Linked DNA regions of Homo sapiens: region 2 is linked to region 1. Evidence: read pairs that join two places in POLR2A ChIA-PET (ENCODE). Cell type or tissue: PC-9. All regions are shown on one strand.

Region 1 (5,000 bases):
TGCAGTGAGCCGAGATCACGCCACTGCACTCCAGCCTGGGTGACAGAGTAAGACTCCATCTCAAAAAAACAAACAACAACAACAACAAAAACAAAAAAAAAACAGAAAGAAAGAAAAGGAGGGCTGGGTGTGGTGGCTCTCACCTGTGATTCCAGTGTTTTGGGGGACCATGGTGGGAGAATTACTTGAGCCCAGGAATTTGAGACCAACCTGGGTCACATAGTGAGACCCCGTCTCTACAAAGAATTTAAAAATTAGCCAGTCATGGTGGTGAGCACCTGTAGTCCCAGCTAATGGGGACGCTGAGGAGGGAAGATGGCTTGAACCCTGGAATTCAAGGCTGCAGAGAGCTCTGATTGGACCACTACACTCTAGCCTGGGCAACAGGGCAGGACCCCATCTCAAAAAAAAGGAGGAAGAAGCATAAAAAGAAGTAAGCAGGCCAGGCACGGTGGCTCACGCCTGTAATCCCAGTACTCTGGGAGGCCAAGGCGGGTGGATCGCTTGAGGTCAGGAGTTCGAGACCAGCCTGGCCAACATGGCGAAACGCTGTCTTTACTAAAAATACAAAAATTAGCCAGGTGTGGTGGTGGGTGCCTGTAATCTCAGCTACTCAGGAGGCTAAGGCATGAGAATTGCTTAAACCCAGGAGGTGGAGGCTGTAGTGAGGCCAGATGGCGCCACCGCACTCCAGCCTGGGGCGATGGAGTGAGACTCCATCTCAAAAAGAAAAAAAAAAAAAAGTAGGCAGAGTAGAGGCAGGCACCTTTCCCCAGCAGAAGAAATATGTGTGAAATGTGGAGGATGTTGGGGAGAGTCCTGTAGGATGGTATTGATCAGAAGGCCTAAACTGAGAACTTGAGATAAAAAGTATGGCGAAGAAAGGGAGATAACTGGGAATCTGTTACTCAAGGCCCCCTCTGTATTTCCAACCCCATTCTCCACCACCTTCCCCAGGGTGACAGGCACTCCCTGATCATAATCTGTGGACTCCTGAGTCCCAGTCCCTGTCCATGAATGCACCCCTTAGCATGGAATGTTCCCCTCCCCATGATGACCCATCAGAAATTATACTTTTCTTTTCTTTTTTTTTTTTTTCAGACAGAATCTTGCTCTGTCACCCAGGCTGGAGTGCAGTGGTACGATCTCGGCTCACTGTGACTTGCAACTTCTGCCTCCCAGGCTGAAGCAATTCCCCTGACTCAGCCTCCCAAGTAGCTGGGCCTACAGGCGCCCACCACCATGCCCAGCTAATTTTTGTTATTTTTAGCAGAGATGGGGTTTCGCTACGATGGCCAGCCAGGCTGCTCTCGAACTCCTGACCTCAGGTGATCCGCCTGCCTCGGCCTCCCAATAATAACTAACACTTATTAGCTGCTTACCATGGGCCAGACATAGTTAATGGCATCACAGCCTGGTATCTGTAATCCCATTTTATAGGGGAGGAAAGGGTCACAGAAAGGTGAAGTTATTATTTTGCCTAGGGTCACATGGCTATTAAGTGATCAAGTCATGACTGAAGCCTGACTCTGGAGTGCAGTGGGGCAATCTTGGCTCAATGCAACCTCCGCCCTCCAGGCTCAAGTGATCCTCTCACCTCAGCCTCCCAAGTAGCTAGGATCACAAGCATGCACCACCATGCCCAGCTAGTTTTTGTATTTTTGGTAGAGACGGGATCTCTCCATGTTGCCCAGGCTGGTCTCGAACTTCTGAGCTCAAGCGATCCTCCCGCCTCGGCTTCCTAAAGTGCTGGAATTACAGGCATGAGCCACCGTGCTGGACCTACAGCTGTTTTAAATGTCGCCTCCTTGGTGACACCGTTCACAACCTACCAAGGTCCCTCTATTGTATTCCCAAAGCACTCTGTGACTTTGTCAATCCCTTCCACTAGACTCGACTCTGAGCTCTTCAAGAGCAGATGCCAGGCTGGGCACAGTGGCTCACACCTGTAATCCCAGCCCTTTGGGAGGCCGAGGTGGGTGGATCACTTGAGGTCAGGAGTTTGAGACGAGCCTGGCCAACATGGTGAAACTCCGTCTCTACTAAAAATACAAAAATTAGCTGGGCGTGGTGTGTGCGCCTGTATTCCCAGTTACTCAGGAGGCTGAGGCAGGAGAATTGCTTGAGCCTAGGAGGTGGAGGTTGCAGTGAGCTGAGATCGTGCCTCTGCACTCCAGCCTGGGCGACAGAGCAAGGCTCCATCTCAAAACAAAACAAAACAAAGCAGCTGAGGTATTAGTGGTGTTACATCTATCCCCCTGGCCCGGGGCAGTGTCTGGCATACACACACCAACTGGATTCATTCCTTACACATCCTAGTATCAGATATATGCCAGGGCTGGCACATATGGGAGACAGAGGCAGGTGGATCACTCGAGGCCAGGAGTTTGAGATCAGCCTGGGCAACATGGTGAAACACCATCTCTACTAAAAAAAAAAAAAAAAAAAAAATTACACACACACACTACAGATATATGCCAGGCACAATGCTAGTACTAGGGACACAACTCTGAACAAGATGACATGGTTCCTGTCCTTACAACTTACAATCTAGCAAGGAAGGCATGCAATTAATGGAGTAACTATAATAAATGTAAGAAATCATAATGCCAGCAAAAGTATAGACAGGGCTACACAGCAGAGAAATACCTAACCTAGATGAGAAATCAGAGAAGGACTCTCAGAAGTGATGTTTAAGCAGAAGCTCAAAGGATGAACAGGAGGCCAGGCTCGGCGGCCTCCCAAAGTAATCCCAGCACTTTGGGAGGCCAAGGTGGGAGGATCACTTGAGGCCAGGAGTTCAAGACCAGCCTGGCCAACATGATGAAACCTTGTCTCTACCAAAAACTAGAAAAATTAGCCAGGCACGGTGGCCCACGCCTGTAATCCCAGCACTTTGGGAGGCTAAGGTGGGAGGATCACTTGAGGCCAGGAGTTTAAGACCAGCCTAGGCAACATAGACTGTGCTCTATAAAAAAAAAAAAAAAAATACAGTTTTGGAGTAGTGGCACATGCCTGCAAGTCCTAGCTACTCAGGAAGCTGAGGTGATAGGATTATTTAAGCCCAGGAGTTTGGGGCCTGCAGTGAGCTATGATCACGCCACTACACTTCCAGCCTAAGCAACAGAGCAAGATCTCATCTCTAGGCCAGGTGCAGTGGGTCATGCCTGTAATCCCAGCACTTTGGGAGGGCGAGGCGGGCAGATCACTTGAGATCAGGAGTTCGAGACCAGCCTGGCCAATGTGGTGAAACCTCATCTCTACCAAAAATTATAAAAATTAGCGTGTAATCGGGAGGCTGAGGTGGGAGAATTGCTTGAACTTGGGAGTCGAAGGCTGCAGTAAGCTGAGATCACGCCACTTCACTCCAGCCTGGGTGACAGAGTGAGACCCTGTCTCAAAAAAAAAGAAAAGAAAAAAAAAGGCTGAATAGGGGTTTATCAAGCAAAAGGAAAGCCACACCCAGTTGAGTGAATAGCAGGTGGTGGCTGAGGTGGGAGGATCGCTTGAGCCTGGGAGTTCAAGGCTGCAATGAACTATGATCATGCCACTGAATTCCAGCCTGGGCAACAGAGCGAAGCTCTGTCTCAAAAAAAAAAAAAAAAAAGTGGGGGGTGGAGGTGATGGGAGAACAAAGAATGTCTGTGAAACTGCAAAAGCAGGAGCAAGAATGAGGAAGAGGCTGGGAAATTCAGTGGGGTTCGGCCGTGGAAGTGTGTCCTTTGTTCCCGACGTAGCTGCCACGTAGCAACTGCTTTGGGTGCTGTTTCAAACTAAAAAGCCCAATTCCACCTCTGATCATTGCTATACCTTTGAGATGGTATTTCTGGAGGAACCAGGGGAATCAGGTGAGAGGCAGGCTCTGTATTTATTTATACAACTATGCTCAGATCTCGCTAAGAAGAGCCTCATGTTCTATCTCTATCCTCCTGAGATGGAGATCAAAGATGGTGCTCAGACCCCATGGAAGAGGACTCAAGAGTGTGCAGGAGAAATCCAGCTCTTTCTGTAGGGGAAAAACCCTGGCTGCCAGGCACCAACGCTACTGTTAAATAAAGGGCAGATTCCCCATAACCTGACAGGCTCCTGCATCCCTCGGGAGAAGAAAAGAACAAAGTCCAGCAAGCCACCCTCCAGCTCAAGCCAACCACCTACCTTTTCAGATGCAGCCTCCAGAGATTTCAGATTGTTAGTAACATTCTTGAGTTCTTCTTCCAGGTCACCACATTTTCTGCACAAAGACAAAGGATTTTTGTGTCTTATCTTCCCTTACAGCCGGCAATAATAGCAATCGCCCCAACAATAAATTTTCCAAAGGAGAAACCTACACAGCTCCCCCGGTGGGGGGCAGAAGGAATGTGGGGAGAAAATGTTAATGGATTTTTCTGCAGTGTGATACTATGGGCTTATCAAAGGCTTATCATACCAGGCAGAGGCGAGGTGCGCCCGAAGAGTATTTGGAGGGCTTGGAAAACACTCCTGGTCTTTTGCCAAGGGTAAGGCTGCAAGGACTTGTGAAATCTATGATTGATGAGGCCGACTCCGGAAGGTGTAAGAATGGGACTGAGGGCAGAAGGCGGGCAGAGAGCAATGGGAGTTTGCAGGGGACACTCCGGGAAGGAAGCCCGGAGTGGATTTGTGAAACCAGATCTCTCTCAGCACTCCCGGATGCTCTGTGGGGCTGAATTCCTCACCCGGGGCCAAGAGGACAGGTGTTTTGTTTTTCGGTGCTTGCTTGTGGGATTCTGGTTAAGCTTCTCACCTTCCCGCCAGGAATGTGTCACGGCCAAACACTGACAGGAGCAAAAGCATTTACATACTGACCGGGGGAGCCTGCCTTCTGGAGCAGGTCAGTGTTCTGTTAAGATGGCACAGCCCCCTGAGATATCCTCTCTGGGAAAATGGGACTTCTGGGCTTCCCTGCTGCCTCCTGTCTCACTCCTATTTCCTCATATCTTTGCAGAAAGGGTCAACACGTGGGCAGTGCTTCCCATGGCAGT
Region 2 (5,000 bases), 640 kb before region 1:
TTGCCTAGGCTGGAGTGCAGTGGCGTTATCTCGGCTCACTGCAACCACCACCTCCCAGGTTCAAGCAATTCTCCTGCCCCAGCCTCCCGAGTAGCTGGGATTACAGGTGCGTGTCACCACATCTGGGTAATTTTTGTATTTTTAGTAGAGAGGGGGTTTCACCATGTTGGCCAGGCTGGTCTCGAACTCCTGGCCTCAGGTGATCTACCCGCCTTGGCCTCCCAAAGTGCTGGGATTACAGGCATGAGCCACTTCGCCCGGCCCAGATTTTTTTTTTTTTAAAGACAGCATCCCAATCTGGCACCCAGGCTAGAGTGCAGTGGCTCCATCACAGCTCACTGCAGCCTCAAACTCCTGGGTTCAAGTGATCCTCCCACCTCAGCCTCCCCAGTAGCTGGGACTACAGGTGGGCGTCACCACACCCAGCTCATTTTTTTAATTTTATAGAGACGGGATCTTGTTATATTACCCAGACCGGTATCAAACTCCTGGCCTCCAGCAATCCTCCTGCCTTGGCCTCCCAAAGCACTGGGAATACAGGTGTTAGCCACTGTGCCCGGCCTCATCTTTTAACCAAATGGGACTTTGGTGCAATGAATCATTCTCATAAGCAGCAAGGAGGCAGCCCTCAAGTTAAGCTGAGACTCCAAAGATGTTCATCAGTTTCCACAGGGAAATGTGCAGGCAGAAACATCCCCGGTTAGCCAGGGATAGCGCTGCATGTCTGTAGTTTCAGCTCCTCAGAAGGCTGAGACAGGAGGATCCCTTGAGCCCAGAAGCTCAAGGTTGCAGTGAGCTGTGAGATCACACCACTGCACTTTTTCACTTTTTCTTTTTTTTTTTTTTTGAGATGAAGTCTTGCTCTGTCATCCACTGGACCTCATCTGAAAAAAAAAAAAAAATTCCCTAGCCAGGGATTGGTACAAGGAGACAGCATTAGGGGCTCCTACTGTTTTGGGACTGTGCCAAACAGGTACACCATCAGCGTTCTAGAAAAAGGCATGTCCAACCTCCATGCCCATCCCCCATATCGCAAAGCCCTCTTATACTCCTCCTGAAGCCCAGTACGAAGAGGGCCAGGAAGCTCTGAAGGCAAGACAAAAACAGCAGCAACAACAACAGACAGTTAAATGACATGTCCAAGGTCACACTGCAAGGGACACAGCGATGAATCTGTGTTCAAAAGCATTCACTCCTACTCACTTTTCTACACCACCTGCCATGCTAACCAAGCACGGTGCACATGGCTGTAACCCCTCCATCTGCCTTTTTTTTTTTTTTTTTTGAGACGGAGTCTCACTCTGTCACCCAGGCTGGAGTACAGTGGCTTGATCTCAGCTCACTGCAATCTCTGCTTCCCAAGTTCTGGCGATTCTCCTGCCTCAGCCTCCTGAGTAGCTGGGACTACAGGCATGAGCCACCACGCCCGGCTAATTTTTATATTTTTAGTAGAGACAGAGTTTCATCATGTTGCCTAGGCTAGTCTCGAGTTTCTGACCTCAAGCGATCTGCCCGCCTTTGCCTCCCAAAGTGCTGGGATTACAGGTGTCAGCCACCGCGCCCAGTCCCACCTGCCTTTTTATAGTCCCAAGGATTTTTATCTCCAGGGCCAGATCTCCAGGACCAACTACAGAATCTACGGGGCTCGGTGCAAAAAGAACATGTGGGACCTTTGTTTAAAAATCACTGTGAATTTTAAAACTCAACAGTAAAGCATTAAAAGAGTATGGATAGAGGGGCGTGGTGGCGGGCACCTGTAATCCCAGCTACTCAGGAGGCTGAGGCGAGAGAATCGCTTGAACCCTGGAGGCCAAGGTTGCAGTGAGCTGAGATTGCACCATTGCACTCCAGCCTGGGTGGCAGAGCGAGACTCTGTCTCAAAAAAAAAAAAGCATGGGGCTGGGCTCAGTGGCTCACGCCTGTAATCCCAGCATTTTGGGAGGCCGAGGCGGGCAGATCACAAGGTCAAGAGATCAAGACCATCCTGGCCAACATGGTGAAACCCCGTCTCTACTAAAAATACAAAAATTAGCTGGGCGTGGTGGCGCACGCCTGTAGTCCCAGCTACTCAGGAGGCTGAGGCAGGAGAATCGCTTGAACCCGGGAGGCAGAGGTTGCAGTGAGCCGAGATCGCACCACTGCACTCCAGCCTGGCGACAGAGCAAGAACTACGTGTCAAAAAAAAATAAAAAAAGCATGGAGCCCGGAGTGACTTCCAGTTACCTCAAACATCAAGCCGTGCCTCTGGCAGAAGGTCTGGCACTTCAGGGTAGGCAGTGCTCTGCAGGGCTTCCCTCTCTGCATCCATATCTGCAAGGAAGGGCATGGAGGGTATTAGTGGAAAGGACTCAGAACTCTTCCCAGCCTCATAGCTCTGCTTTTATTTTATTGATTTACTTTTGTCTTTTTTCCCCTTTTTTGTGGAGAATGGGATCTCGCTATGTTGCCCAGGCTGGTCTCGAGTTCCTGGCCTCAAGAGATTCTCTCTCCTCTGCCTCCCAAAGTGTTGGGATTACAGGCGTGAGCCACTGCGCCTGGCCTGCGGCTAAAGCCTCATCTGCTGCCACCATCTCAAAAAAAAAAAAAAAAAGAAAGAAAGAAAAATAAAAAAAATCGCAATAGGCAGTTATTTTATTTATTTTGTGGAGTCTCCTTATGTTTCCTAGGCTGGTCTTGAACTCCTGGACTCAAGCCATCTTCCCACCTCAGCCTCCCAAAGTGTTGGGATTACAGACATGAGCCACCATACCCAGCCCTGTATATATTTTTAAAAAAATGTTTTTTAAGGGACAGGTCTCACTCCATCACCCAGGCTGGAGGGCAGTGGTGCAATCATAGCTCACTGTAACCTCAAACTCCTAGCATCAGTCAATCCTCCCACCTCAGCCTCCTGAGTAGCTGGGATTATAGAGGGGCACCACCACAGCCATATATATTTTTTTAAATTTTTTGTAGAGAAGGAGTCTCACTATGTTTTCTAGGCTGGCCTCAGACTCCTAGGCTCAAGCAATCCAATTGCTTTGGCCTCTCAAAGCACTGGGATTACAGGAGTGAGCCACTGTGACCAGTGGATTATATCTTGTTTGCCATTGTACCCCTTATGCTTAACCAAGGGGCACAATAAATAAATACATAAATAGATTTTGGGTTTTTTTTTTGTTTTTTTGTTAGTTTGTTTTTTGAGACGAAGTCTTACTCTGTCACCAGGCTGGAGTGCAGTGGCGTGATCTCAGCTCACTGCAACCTCTGCCTCCTGGGTTCAAGCAATTCCCCTGCCTCAGCCTCCCAAGTAGCTGGGATTACAGGCGTGCACCACCACACCTGGCTAATTTTTTGTGTTTTAGTAGAGATGGGGTTTCATCATGTTGGCCAGGATGGTTTCAATCTCCTGACCTTGTGATCTGCCCACCTCGGCCTCCCAAAGTGCTGGGATCACAGGCGTGAGCCACTGCGCCCGGCCCATAAATAGTTTTAAAAAGTACTTGCAGTTTGTGAAGAGTGCTATTGAAAACACACGGGTGGGCTGGGCTAGAGAATAACAGGGACAAATCTTTCTTTCTTTTCCTTCTTTCCTTCCTTCCTTCCTTCCTTCCTTCTCTCTCTCTTTCTTTTCTTTTCTCTTTTTTTATTTTTTGAGACAGAGTCTCGCTCTGTGCCCAGGCTTGAATGCAGTGGCACAATCTCGGCTCACTGCAACCTCCGCCTACCAGATTCAAGGGATTCTCCTGCCTCAGCCTCCTGAGTAGCTGGGATTACAGGCGCACACCACCACACTGGGCTAATTTTTGTATTTTTAGTAGAGACGGGGTTTCACCATGTTGGCCACGCTGGTCTCAAACTCCTCACCTCAGGTGCCTCGGCCCCCTAAAGTACCGGGATTACAGGTGTGAGCCACTGCACCCAGCCTATTTTTTTTTTTTTTTTACTTTTTGTAAAGATGGGGCCTCGCCATGTTGCTCAGGCTGGTCTTGAACTCCTGAGCTCAAGCAATCTGCCCACTTCAGAGGGACAAATCTACTTTACATCGAGGGGCAGAGAAGGGCTCCCTGAAGACGGGGTGTTTGCACTGAGACCCAAAGGATCAGAATAAGAAGGAGAAGAGGGAACCGTGAGAGTGATAGTCCTGATATGGGCCCCAGGGCCTTGTGGGTTCCCGGATCTATGGATTCTGGTGTGGATATGACAGGTAGACAAGGGAGTGACCACATGAGATAAGGTTGGGGAGGTGAGCAGGGTCCGGTCACACAGGGCCATGCAGCTGTGGCAAGGTTCTGGCAGTTTTTAAGCCTGACACACAGTACATTGGTCATAAATATTAGTTGTAACATCGTATGCCACTCACAGCAACTCTATCAAGTTGGGTTCTCAGTCTGGCTTCTCGAGGAGGAAACAGAGGGTCCAGGAGGCTCCCACATGAGTCACTACCTGAGCTGCATTCACATCATAGAGGTTTCCCAATTCTCCCACCTCGGCCTCCCAATGTGCTGGGATTGCAGGTGTGAACCACCACACCTGGCCCACAAGCTGCAATTACTTATTTTTTTTTTTTTTTTTTTTTGAGATGGAGTCATGCTCTGTTGCCCAGGCTGGAGTGCAGTGGCATGATCTCGGCTCGCTGCAAGCTCCGCCTCCTGGGTTCACGCCATTCTCTTGCCTCAGCCTCCCGAGCAGCTGGGGCTACAGGCGCCCGCCACCACGCCTAGCTAATTTTTTGTATTTTTAGTAGAGACAGGGTTTCACTGTGTTAGCCAGGATGGTCTCAATCTCCTGACCTCGTGATTCGCCCGCCTCGGCCTCCCAAAGTGCTGGGATTACAGGTGTGAGCCACTGCACCCGGCCTGCAATTACTTAATTTATGTGTCCATTCCCCGAACCAGGATGTAATTTCTATGAGAGCACATATACATGGAGTGGTGTGGCCAGGCATGGTGGCTCACGCCTGTAATCCCAGCACTTTGGGAGGCTGAGTGGGGCAGATGACCTGAGGTCAGGAGTTTGAC

What was found. Peaks named below come from ENCODE experiments on the same cell type or tissue, not always from the same donor. Only the 100,000 strongest peaks of a DNase experiment are listed, where the experiment ranks them.
Region 2: POLR2A ChIA-PET joins it to region 1 with 6 read pairs; 2 of 35 experiments call an interaction of 5 or more read pairs at or near these places.

Annotation. Positions count from the first base shown.
Region 1 is chr19:16,088,276-16,093,275 of GRCh38, reverse strand. TPM4 (tropomyosin 4) reads right to left here. Exons shown (of 8, transcript NM_003290.3): 5 at 4,156-4,231. Among named protein-coding and RNA genes, the nearest start is that of TPM4, 14 kb to the right of the region's middle. In PC-9, CTCF peaks have their summits at 4,142 and 4,348; a DNase peak (open chromatin) is centred at 4,655; H3K4me3 peaks cover 810 bases; H3K27ac peaks cover 5,000 bases.
Region 2 is chr19:16,728,502-16,733,501 of GRCh38, reverse strand. NWD1 (NACHT and WD repeat domain containing 1) reads right to left here. Exons shown (of 19, transcript NM_001007525.5): 3 at 2,224-2,310. The coding sequence starts at 2,304. Among named protein-coding and RNA genes, the nearest start is that of NWD1, 11 kb to the right of the region's middle. In PC-9, no CTCF peak of the experiment used is centred here; no DNase peak of the experiment used is centred here.